Regions from separate parts of the Homo sapiens genome. Here region 1 is linked to region 2. The links are chromatin contacts, found by Hi-C or POLR2A ChIA-PET in ENCODE. All regions are on one chromosome and are shown on one strand. The core of a region is the stretch at or near the end of the contact, and the rest is flanking DNA. Distances in the headings are between cores, read along the strand shown. Region 1 holds the start of PLAC8 (placenta associated 8). Region 2 holds the start of RASGEF1B (RasGEF domain family member 1B).

The links. Hi-C counts contacts between places; a loop is a spot of excess contacts on that map. ChIA-PET counts read pairs that join two places held with the same protein, here RNA polymerase II (POLR2A). Pooled maps may share reads with other maps.
Region 1: a map of naive thymus-derived CD4-positive, alpha-beta T cell shows a loop between it and region 2 (9-fold over the local background). The contact joins the promoter of PLAC8 here to the promoter of RASGEF1B in region 2. A Hi-C loop is called at or near these places in 1 of 168 maps with a recorded cell type or tissue (naive thymus-derived CD4-positive, alpha-beta T cell) and 5 of 50 pooled maps. POLR2A ChIA-PET finds 5 or more read pairs at or near these places in 1 of 52 experiments (B cell).

Annotation. Positions count from the first base shown.
Region 1 is chr4:83,112,452-83,117,204 of GRCh38, forward strand. It overlaps PLAC8 (placenta associated 8), which reads right to left and starts at 2,278. Exons shown (of 5, transcript NM_016619.3): 1 at 2,215-2,278.
Region 2 is chr4:81,469,854-81,474,827 of GRCh38, forward strand. It overlaps RASGEF1B (RasGEF domain family member 1B), which reads right to left and starts at 2,054. Exons shown (of 14, transcript NM_152545.3): 1 at 1,917-2,054. RefSeq lists a silencer at 1,986-2,395.

The DNA of each region.
Region 1 (4,753 bases), core at 1,028-3,527, 1.6 Mb after region 2:
GAGCAGAATGGGGGGCCCCAGGAGGTTTCTGATGCTATTGTAAGTTCCTTTCTAGCACAGATTACCTATATTGGTGGAGAAGTCTACTCGGCTTATCCCTGCGTAGAAGAGTAGTCCTAAAGGGAACTGCTATCCAGGACTTCCATCTGTCACTTCTAGCTGATTCTAAAAAGGGTCTAATAACTTCTCCCGTGAGATATCTTATTCAAAGAAATACCTTCTTGAAAGTTATAAAACAGATGAGAAAGCAAACACACTCATTTGTACGCGCCTCTGTGATCATTTAAAAATTCAAGGTATCTTTTAAGTTGCAACAAATGTAAAACAGAAACAAATGTAAAATTGTTGCTTGTTCAAACAACCACAATTCTCTTTGCTTCAGCCATGAAGTCTTTAGCCTTAGCCATTCAAGGTAAAAGGTCAGCAATAAGTGGAGAGAAAACGTCCTTGAAAATCTAGAGTTCCTAGGACCTTAGGTACCAGCTTGTCTCCTTAGTTCAGTGGTCCTCAAAGCTTACTATTAGTAAAACCACTTGGACTGCTCTTTAACGTGTAGATTTCTAGACACTGCTCAGAGATTGTGACTTAGATAGAATGAGCTAGGGTTGAGGAATCTGTACAATGTAGAATTCTACACACTGTTCAGAGATTGTGGTTTAGATAGAATGAGCTAGGGTCTAAAAGTCTGTAACGTGCACCCGCAGGGCTGCTGCCCTTATGCCATAGGCTTTTGTCCTATGAACTAGAAAAACGTGGCCCTTCTCACAGACACGGCTTGGTGAGCACGTAGCTGCTTCGGTGAGAATTCGAAAAACGGTACACCTTCCTCCATGCGATGAAGCCCATGCTAGACCCTCTCGCATTCCCGGGAGCACATTCCAAACTAGCTCCTCTCCCTTCAGGTGCGGGCCTGTGCAGTATCCTGGGCACTTCACAAGATTCTAATGCCAGTGGCCTTGCAGAGCACATTTTGTAACCCACGACCAGTGGCCTTATTTTTCTTCTGTTACTAATAACTACAGATCCAATTTAATTCAGCAAATATTTTATTGAGTGCCAGGGTGTGTAAACGTGTTGGGCTGGATTTGGTAAGGGCTAAGGAGATGCCTGAGGTTTCCTATCTGTGGCCAGCAGTTCTGCCCGTTGTGGTGTGACCACACAGCTGTTTTGTTCCATGCCATCTTTAACCCCACAGGAGCAGAGAGAGTGATTAAAAAAAAGTTGGCAGGGGCCACCTTGGAAAATGCAGGAAAAATGGGGGCAGGAGGTAGTGAAATGGGAATCTTGGTGGGCAAGCTTTGGAGAATGAGACTAGAATACCTTTCTTTAGGAAGTTCTGTGGAATGGTCTCAATGTCAGGAAATCTTGCAGTATTTGGCTCATATTTTAAACACCTTAATTTTATCTATTAGTTAAGAATCAATCTTGTATTTGTCTCTCCTTTCTATGAGCACTTCACTCCTGAGGACAGCCCACTATCTTAATAAAATACATTAATATTAATATAATACATGATATTAATTATAGTAATATTAATACATATTATTAATATTGATTAATCCAGATACTAGACATATTATTGAGATTTTTCTCTTCTACTGTTTATTGATGTTAAATTTCATTTTTTTGCTTTGATTGAAACATTTCCATTTCATAATCTCTCCATCTCTCTTTATACATATAAATGAAGCACCAGAATTTAATTTTGAAGAATTCTAGTCTGTTTTTCTTACTTTCATAGTGAGAATTCAAGAATTCTTATAATTCATTAGCTAAATCTACAAAATTCCATATCTTGTTTCTAAATACTTTGAATGGATAAAATAGAATATTTGTAAAGCAGAAAGAAATTAGACCGGCATAAGTCAACATGCATACATATTGAAATAAAGAGTGAAATTAATGATCATGTTACTAAATACAATGTATAATATGTGTTTGCTGCAGAAAGCAGCAATTGATGAGGATTCAAGGCTGGGATCTTACACTACTTTGAAAAGCCTGGCATTTGGCAAAATGCTTAGCAAGAAATTGTTGAATTTGACTAAATGTATAAATTTAAAGCAATTAGATAAGAAAACCTTAGTCTTTTAGCTGAAACTCAAAATATAACATGCTAAGAAAAAAACAAGAAAATCAAATAACTTTTAAAGAAAGCTTTTTTTTTTTGAATGCTAAGTTTTTAAAACAAGTTCTTACTTGTAAAGTACTTACAATTAGTAAACAAGGTTCCGAGCAGGAAATGTCTTGTGGCCTGGGAGAGAATCTCACCACAAATGAAAACTACGTGAAAGGGGAGAGGTAACTGTGTTTCTATCGCAGGGCATAGTACATAGAACAGTTTCAGACGCTCTTATTGGCCAGAGTAATCCAGCAGAAGTGGTTTCAATGTGTGTTTCTCTTATCTGGAGAATGAATATATCTCTTGCCAAATAAGGTGTGTTTCTTTTCCTATATTGTGTTAGGTACACTGATACGTCTTTTTAATGGGGAAAGGATTTAATTCATTATATAGTTTGATTGGTTTTACATGTCTGGCAGAGCTTACTGTTGTTTTTTTGTGTTTGTTTTTTGTTATCTTTGTGGGGAAAAAAAAGATCATTATTGTTTCAGATTATATAGTAGTTGGCATCTCAAGCATCCTTTAATGGTATCAACTTACAGATACTGAACATTAAAATAGGCCAAGCATTATCAATGACTTGTTAATGACTTTGATAGTTAGGCCTTATTTTTTCAATTTTAGAGGTGAGGAAACAAGCTCAGATTCTTGAGCTGACTTTCAGAGGCCACATAGCTAACAAGTTACTCACCTAGGATTTTAGCTCATGTCAGCTCAGCTCCAAACTATGGCTCTTTTTACAATGTTGCATCCAATTTCTTTGTACCTTTTTAATTATTCTTCTTATTGGTGGTATTACTATTTCTTTCTTTTGAAATTTTTATTCATAGTCTTTGAATTTCTGATCCCATAGTTTAAACTATCAAAAGACAAAATTACAACAAATTTAGTTTAGAAGATGTAATTGCCTTTTATTTGCAATTCTAGAATCAAGCAACACATCATTCTATAAAATAGAATGAGTGTCCTGGTGAGTATGAAGAAAGCGGAAACAGAGAAAAAAAGATAGATTGGTTGTTTCAAAGTTACTTTCCTTATAGGACTAAAACAGAGAGGACTTCCTTACTACACTGACTGAGGTTGACTGAAATCTCCTGTTTTTTGGAAAACTGGTCCATTTCAAAGTTCAGTTTGATTATATGTCACTTAGCACAAGCGACTTCATTCTGGTTTGGTCTGATTTTCTGGGGCCTAGAGCAGGAGGCTAGTCCATAACAATGGCCTCTCATAAACTTTGTTTAACAAAACCTTTCAGAAATGAGGGTGGGCCGGCACAGTGGGAGGCCCAGGCGGAGGACTGCTTAAGGTCAGAGTTCAAGACAAGCCTGGCCAACACAGTGAGACCTTGTCTCTAAAAAAAAACAAAAACAAAAACAAAAAATTAAAAAATTAGCCAGACATGGTGGTAAGTGCCCGTAGGCTTGTAGTCCCCGCTACTTGGAAGGCTGAGGCAGGAGGATTGCCTGAGCCCAAGAATTTGAGGTTACAGTGAGCTGTGTTGTGTCACCACACTCCAGCCGGAGTGACAGCAAGACCGTGTCTCTAAAAAAAAAAAAAAATTAAGAAATGAGAGTGGCCAGCTTTCCTGTCATTCACTCTGAAGTTTTTGCGGATGGGAAATCTTTCCCACTAGAACAAGGCTATTGTGTGAGGTTGTACAGTGAGAATGTGTGGCATTATGGCAGACTCTAAGTGCTTAGAGTCCCTTTTCAGTCCCAATTCCTAGCTGCCATCTGCTAGCCACTTAACATTTCTATGCCTCAGGTTCCTTGTCAAATGAGCGTAATAATTGCACCTACCCCACAGGATTGTAGGGAAAATTCAAAAAATTAATACATGCAAAACATTTAAAACAGTGCCTAACACATAATCAATATTAGGGGAAACAAAGAAACAAAGAAATCTGAAGAAGGAGAAAGAAAAAGAGACATGTGGAATTCCAGATAGCCTATTTTCTTCCAAATACTATGTATAAACTCCACAATAAAAAGATGGCAACATGGCCAGGTGTGGTAACTCACACCTGTAATCCCAGCACTTTGGGAGGCCAAGGCGGGAGGATCACTTGAGCCCAGGAGTTTGAGACCAGCCTGTGCAACATAGTGAGATCTCATCTCCTTTTTTCAAATAAATAAATAAAATAAAAAATTAAAAAATTGAAAAATCAAAAAGATGTCAACAAATATGTACTAGTTATTTATTGTATTAAAGGGGGAAAGTACATCTTAAAAATCGGTAAGCTTGGCCGGGCACGGTCACTCATGCCTGTAATTCCAGCACTTTAGGAGGCCGAGGCAGGCAGATCACCTGAGGTCGGGAGTTTGAGACCAGCCTGACCAACATGGAGAAACCTCGTCTCTACTAAAAATACAAAATTAGCTGGGCGTGGTGGCGCATGCCTATAATCCCAGCTACTCAGTAGGCTGAGGCAGGAGAATTGCTTGAACCCGGGAGGCAGAGGTTGTGGTGAGCCGAGATCACGCCATTGCACTCCAGCCTGGGCAACAAGAGCAAACCTCCGTCTCAAAAAAATAAAAAATATGTCTGGGCGGGGTGGCTCATGCCTGTAATCCGAGCACTTTGGGAGGCCGAGGCGGGCGGATGACCTGAGGTCGGGAGTTCGAGACCAGC
Region 2 (4,974 bases), core at 804-3,303:
GAGAAATAAATTCTAAGAATGTAACACTTCGTTAGACAACTGGAAAGTACAAGGCCAATATGCTTAGTAGTTAGAAATGTTGCCCACCTCCAAGAAAACAAAGGATTGACCCGACATGCAGTGGAAGAATGCCAACAAGAAACTTGTTAATCAGTGGCTGATCTCATCTTCACCAGAAAATCTGCTTGAGAGGCATAATATAACGCTGTTTGTAAACCCTGATATCTGTCAAAAGTGCCCTAAGGTCCTCCTCTCTAGCTCCACCACTGCCCCTCACTTAAAAAAATAAAATTACCTTTAATGATAGGGTTTAACAAGCTGCCTTCTTTTTTTCTGTTATGAAAACCTCAACAGCAAATAATTTTTATTTCTTTTTATTAAAGAAAGCAACTCTATATTTGTTCTAAATCTCATGGGACCAGTTATTTTCACCCAAACGGCCAACCAGGTATATACGCTGCTTAACTGTAAACCTCCTTGTTTCTTAGCAGAGGCTTATCGCCATGGTCCAACTATGTTTTAAATTAAGGCATAGCCATCACATGCCAAGCTCTAGCTACTGTTTTCACGAGGAAAGGGCAATTATTCACCCCATCTGAGTGTGACTGTGCCAGACATCATTCAAGAGTGCACCACCCTGATCCCTAGACTCTTCCCCTTTATGCACCCAGTTCAGAGACCCTCCCTTCGGCCATTAGACCATCTGAGCTAAATATAGATCTACACACACCAGCAGTTCCTGACCGTCGTCACATGGTGCTGACGAAGGACTCCTTGGAGACGCGTTCGGCCCAAACACATACACAAATTTGTGTGCATATTCATCTATATACACCATATCCACCGAATTCATCAGGGAGGATGGACACATCTACATTCCGAAGAGAAAATCGCCGTCTAGACAATCTCCTTGTGTTATCTGCCACACTTGTGCCACCCTCGGCAGTGTCAGAGGATTAAGCTACGTTGCTTTTGCCTGAACTGCGCCGATTTGGTTGGGGCAAGACAGCAAGCAGTATTGAAATGGTACGTCCATACACACACACAAAGGCGCGCGCACCCCAGCCCCCGTCTCGCCCTTTTCCCTGGTGCAGCACTTAAGTTGTTTTCACAGCTCCCTTAGAAAGAACCTCCCTTAAGCTGACTGCCCGCGAGGCTCCTAGATACCTCTAGCTCATCTGAGATTCCCCAGGCAGGTGACCCGAGGCGACTCAACTGAGCTCTGGCAAAAGCAAGGCGACTCAGTGTCTCCCAAGTTTGCCAGGTGAACACCGAAGGATGACAGCACATCACCTTGTCGGTGGCGAGTATGTGACTTCTGTTCCCTTGTCCCTTCCTACGAGTCAGACTTTAGATTACATGGCACTGACAACAAAAATAAACAGCTCCCCCTACACACACACGCACACAAAACTGGTCAAGAAGTGGAAGAATCAACCTAGGTATGCACACGAAGGAAAGAAGGGATGAAAAAAATGATGGACGCGATTACAACTCAAGACAAATCCTCAAAAACCACCTATCTCGAGACAGAAGGCCTGGCTGCAGGATCAGGGAGAAAGAGGGAAGGCACAACCCAACCCAACCCAAGCCTGGCCCTGCCCGGGTCCCAGCGGCTCGGCCTCGCACCTGTTGGGGCCGCGGCAGTCCCAGGTACCCGCAGCGGCCGGGCAGGGGCCCTCCCCCGGTCCCGGGCTGTAACTCGGCTCTTGGCGCCCGCGTTCGCGCTCACTCGCCTCGGGATCTCCCGCCGCCTCGGAGCGCACCCGGCAGCCGGTGAAGTCTCTGAGCCCCGCTCGCTCCCCGCGCGGCCCAGGGATCTCCAGGGAGAGCGCAGCGCGCAGTAGGGTCCGGAGTTCCCGCTCCGGGCTGTGGTCCCCCAGCCGGGAGAACAACCCAGCCAGGGAACAACCTACCTGCAGGTGAACTCCGAGTCCTCGGCCTCCCGGCTGCGTGCCGCGCGCCCACAAATGCGACCAAAGGACAGGGAGCTAAAGCGCGCGGGAAGAAGAAAAACAAAATCTGTCTAACCAGTCGGGTTCCTTGTTTATACTGAAACTACGGCAGCCGCCGCCGCGCACGCCCCCCTTGGCTCAGGCGCCTGCCTCCCGCTGCCAGCCCCGCCCCGCCCCGGCAGGCGCGGGCCAATCACCGCGCAGCTCACCGCCCACGCCGCCGCCACCCGGCCCGGCAGGCAAGTCCCAGTGGGCCCCAGACTCCCGCAGCGCGTCAGCCTGGGTGCCCTCCCACGCGGCAGAGGCCCGCGGAGCCCAGCGCAGCGGTGTTTAACAGCGTTGGTCAGGCTGGCTCCGACTGTGCGCGTTTCCTCTTGAGTGCACCTGCCCCGGGCTGTTGTGCAGTCGTGAGTGTGTGTGTGTTCATTCACGTGTATACTATCTGTAAATACCGGCCCGACTCGTTACACAGTATTTATTAACATAATTGTGAGCTAAAGGTTACTGTCCATGTAACTTTCAGAAGAGAGCGGAGAGGAACCACAGAACATTTGCTTAGCAAATAACACATAGATCCTGGTGCTAAGCACTGTGCAAAACGCTGGGGGCACACTTGGCAAAGTAGGCTGGTCTCTGCCATTGTGAAACTTACATAGTCTAGTGGAGGACAGACATTCAGCAAATAATCACCCAAACAAAATGTAGAATTACAGCTGCTAGAAGTTGCACGGAGAGGAACCTGTTCCGTGAAACATGATTCCGGAGGCAAAGCAGGGAGGCTAGTCCTCAGTGAGGGCTGTGTTGTCATGGTAACCACGTACTCACTCCATCATGGGATATTTGATAACTATTTCAGAAAAAAGGTAAAAACCTCCGTACTTCACTTTGTACACATAAAAGGAGGCCAGAGGGAAATAATGATGGAAACAAGGGAAGAAAGAGACCTATGAAAAGAAAAAATTTACAGAATTAGGAGACTCTTACCAACTGTATTTCCTTGAGTAAGTGATACAGCTTTTCTGAGCTTCAGTTTTCTCATATATAAAACAACACTATTCATACCTGTCCTATACTGTTATAATTAAGATTACTGAGGGGGAGGAATCCTTTTCCCTCCTGCTCCATGGGTCCCTCCCCCTCTCCTTCCTGGGGTGGAGTCATTTTGACGCTCACTTTGTCTATTCTTAGCGGATTCCTCTTTCATTTTCTTCATTTATGCCTCCTTTTACTTTTCTTCCTCTTTATGATACTCCTTCCCTCCTTTGTGTAAATAGGACTCCTCTGATTCAGTAATTCACTCTAACCTACTTGAGCCTTTGACTTAACCATAGCTTCTCTGCAGTTTAAATGAGAAGCCATAAGGCCAAGGGAACTTGGTGGGCCAGCCATGCAGAGTGAAACACAGAGGCTGGGTGGCCCTGCCCTGCTGTTGTGGTTGTACTGGTTGGTTGATTTTTCAAGCTCAGTTTTTGCATCCCGATTCTGTAACAAACGAGCCATATGACATTGGGCCAGTCACTTACACCCTTGACATTACTGATCCTGTAGCCAGAAATTAAGAGTTGCAGGGGATTGCTGGCAAGATGGCTGAATAGGAACAGCTCCAGTCTGCAGCTCGTAGCGAGATTCACACAGAAAGCATGTGACTTCTGCATTTCCAACTGAGGTACCCAGTTCATCTCACTGGGACTGGTTGGACAGTGGGTGCAGCCCACGGGGAGTGAGCTGAAGCACGGTGGGGCATCGCCTCACCCGAGAAGTGCAAGGGGTTGGGGAATTTTCTCCTCTACCCAAGGGAAACCATGAGGGACTGAGCCTGAGGAACTCCAGCACAGATACTGTGCTTGTGCCAGTTTTCGCAACCCACAAACCAGGAGATTCCTTCCAGTGCCTACCCCACCAGGGCCCTGGGTTTCAAGCACAAAACTGGGTGGCCATTTGGGCAGACACCGAACTAGCTACAGGAGTTCTTTTTTTTTCCATACCCCAGTGGCGCCTGGAACACCAGCGAGACAGAACCGTTCACTCTCCTAGAAAGGGTTGCTGAAGCCAGGGAGCCAAGTGGTCTGGCTCAGCCGGTCCCACCCCAATGGAGCCCAGCAAACTAAGATCCACTGGCTTGAAATTCTCACTGCCAGCACAGCAGCAGTCTGAGATCAACCCAGGACACTCGAGCTTGGTGGGAGGAGGGGCATCCACCATTGTTGAGGCTTGAGTAGGCAGTTTTACACTCACAGTGTAAACAAAGCCTCTGGGAAGTTGGAACCGGGCAGAGCCTACTGCAGCTCAGCAAGCCTGCTGTGGCCAGACTGCCAAATTTCCCTTCTCTGGGCAGGGCATCTCTGAAAAAAGGCAGCAGCCCCAGTCAGGGACTTATAGATAAAACGCCCGCCTCCCTGGAACAGAGCACCTGGGGAAAGGGGCGGTTGTGGGCGCAGCTTCAGTAGTCTTAAACGTCTGCCTGACAGCTCTGAAGAGAACAGCAGATCTCCCAGCACAGCGTTCAAGCTCTGCTAAGGGTCAGACTGCCTCCTCAAGAGGGTCCCTGACCCTCGTGTATCCTGACTGGGGGACACCTCCCAGTAGGGGCTGACAGACACCTCCTACAGGAGAGCTCTGGCTGGCATCTGGCAGGTGCCCCTCTGGGACAAAGCTTCCAGAGGAAAGATCAGTCTTTGCTGTTCTGCAGCCTCCACTGTGATATCCAGGTAAACAGGGTCGGGAGTGGACCTCCAGCAAACTCCAGCAAACCAGCAGCAGAGGGGCGTGTCAGAAGGAAAACTAAAAACCAGGAATAGCACGTCCACTGAAAAACCCCATCCGAACATCACCGACGTCAAGGACCAAAGGTAGATAAATCCACAAAGATGAGGAAAAACCAGTGCAAAAAAGGCTGAAAATTCCAAATCCAGAACACCTCTTCTCATCCAAAGGATCACAGCTCCTCACCAGCAAGGGAACAAAACTGAATGGAGAATGAATTTGACGAATTGACAGAAGTAGGCTTCAGAAAGTGGAT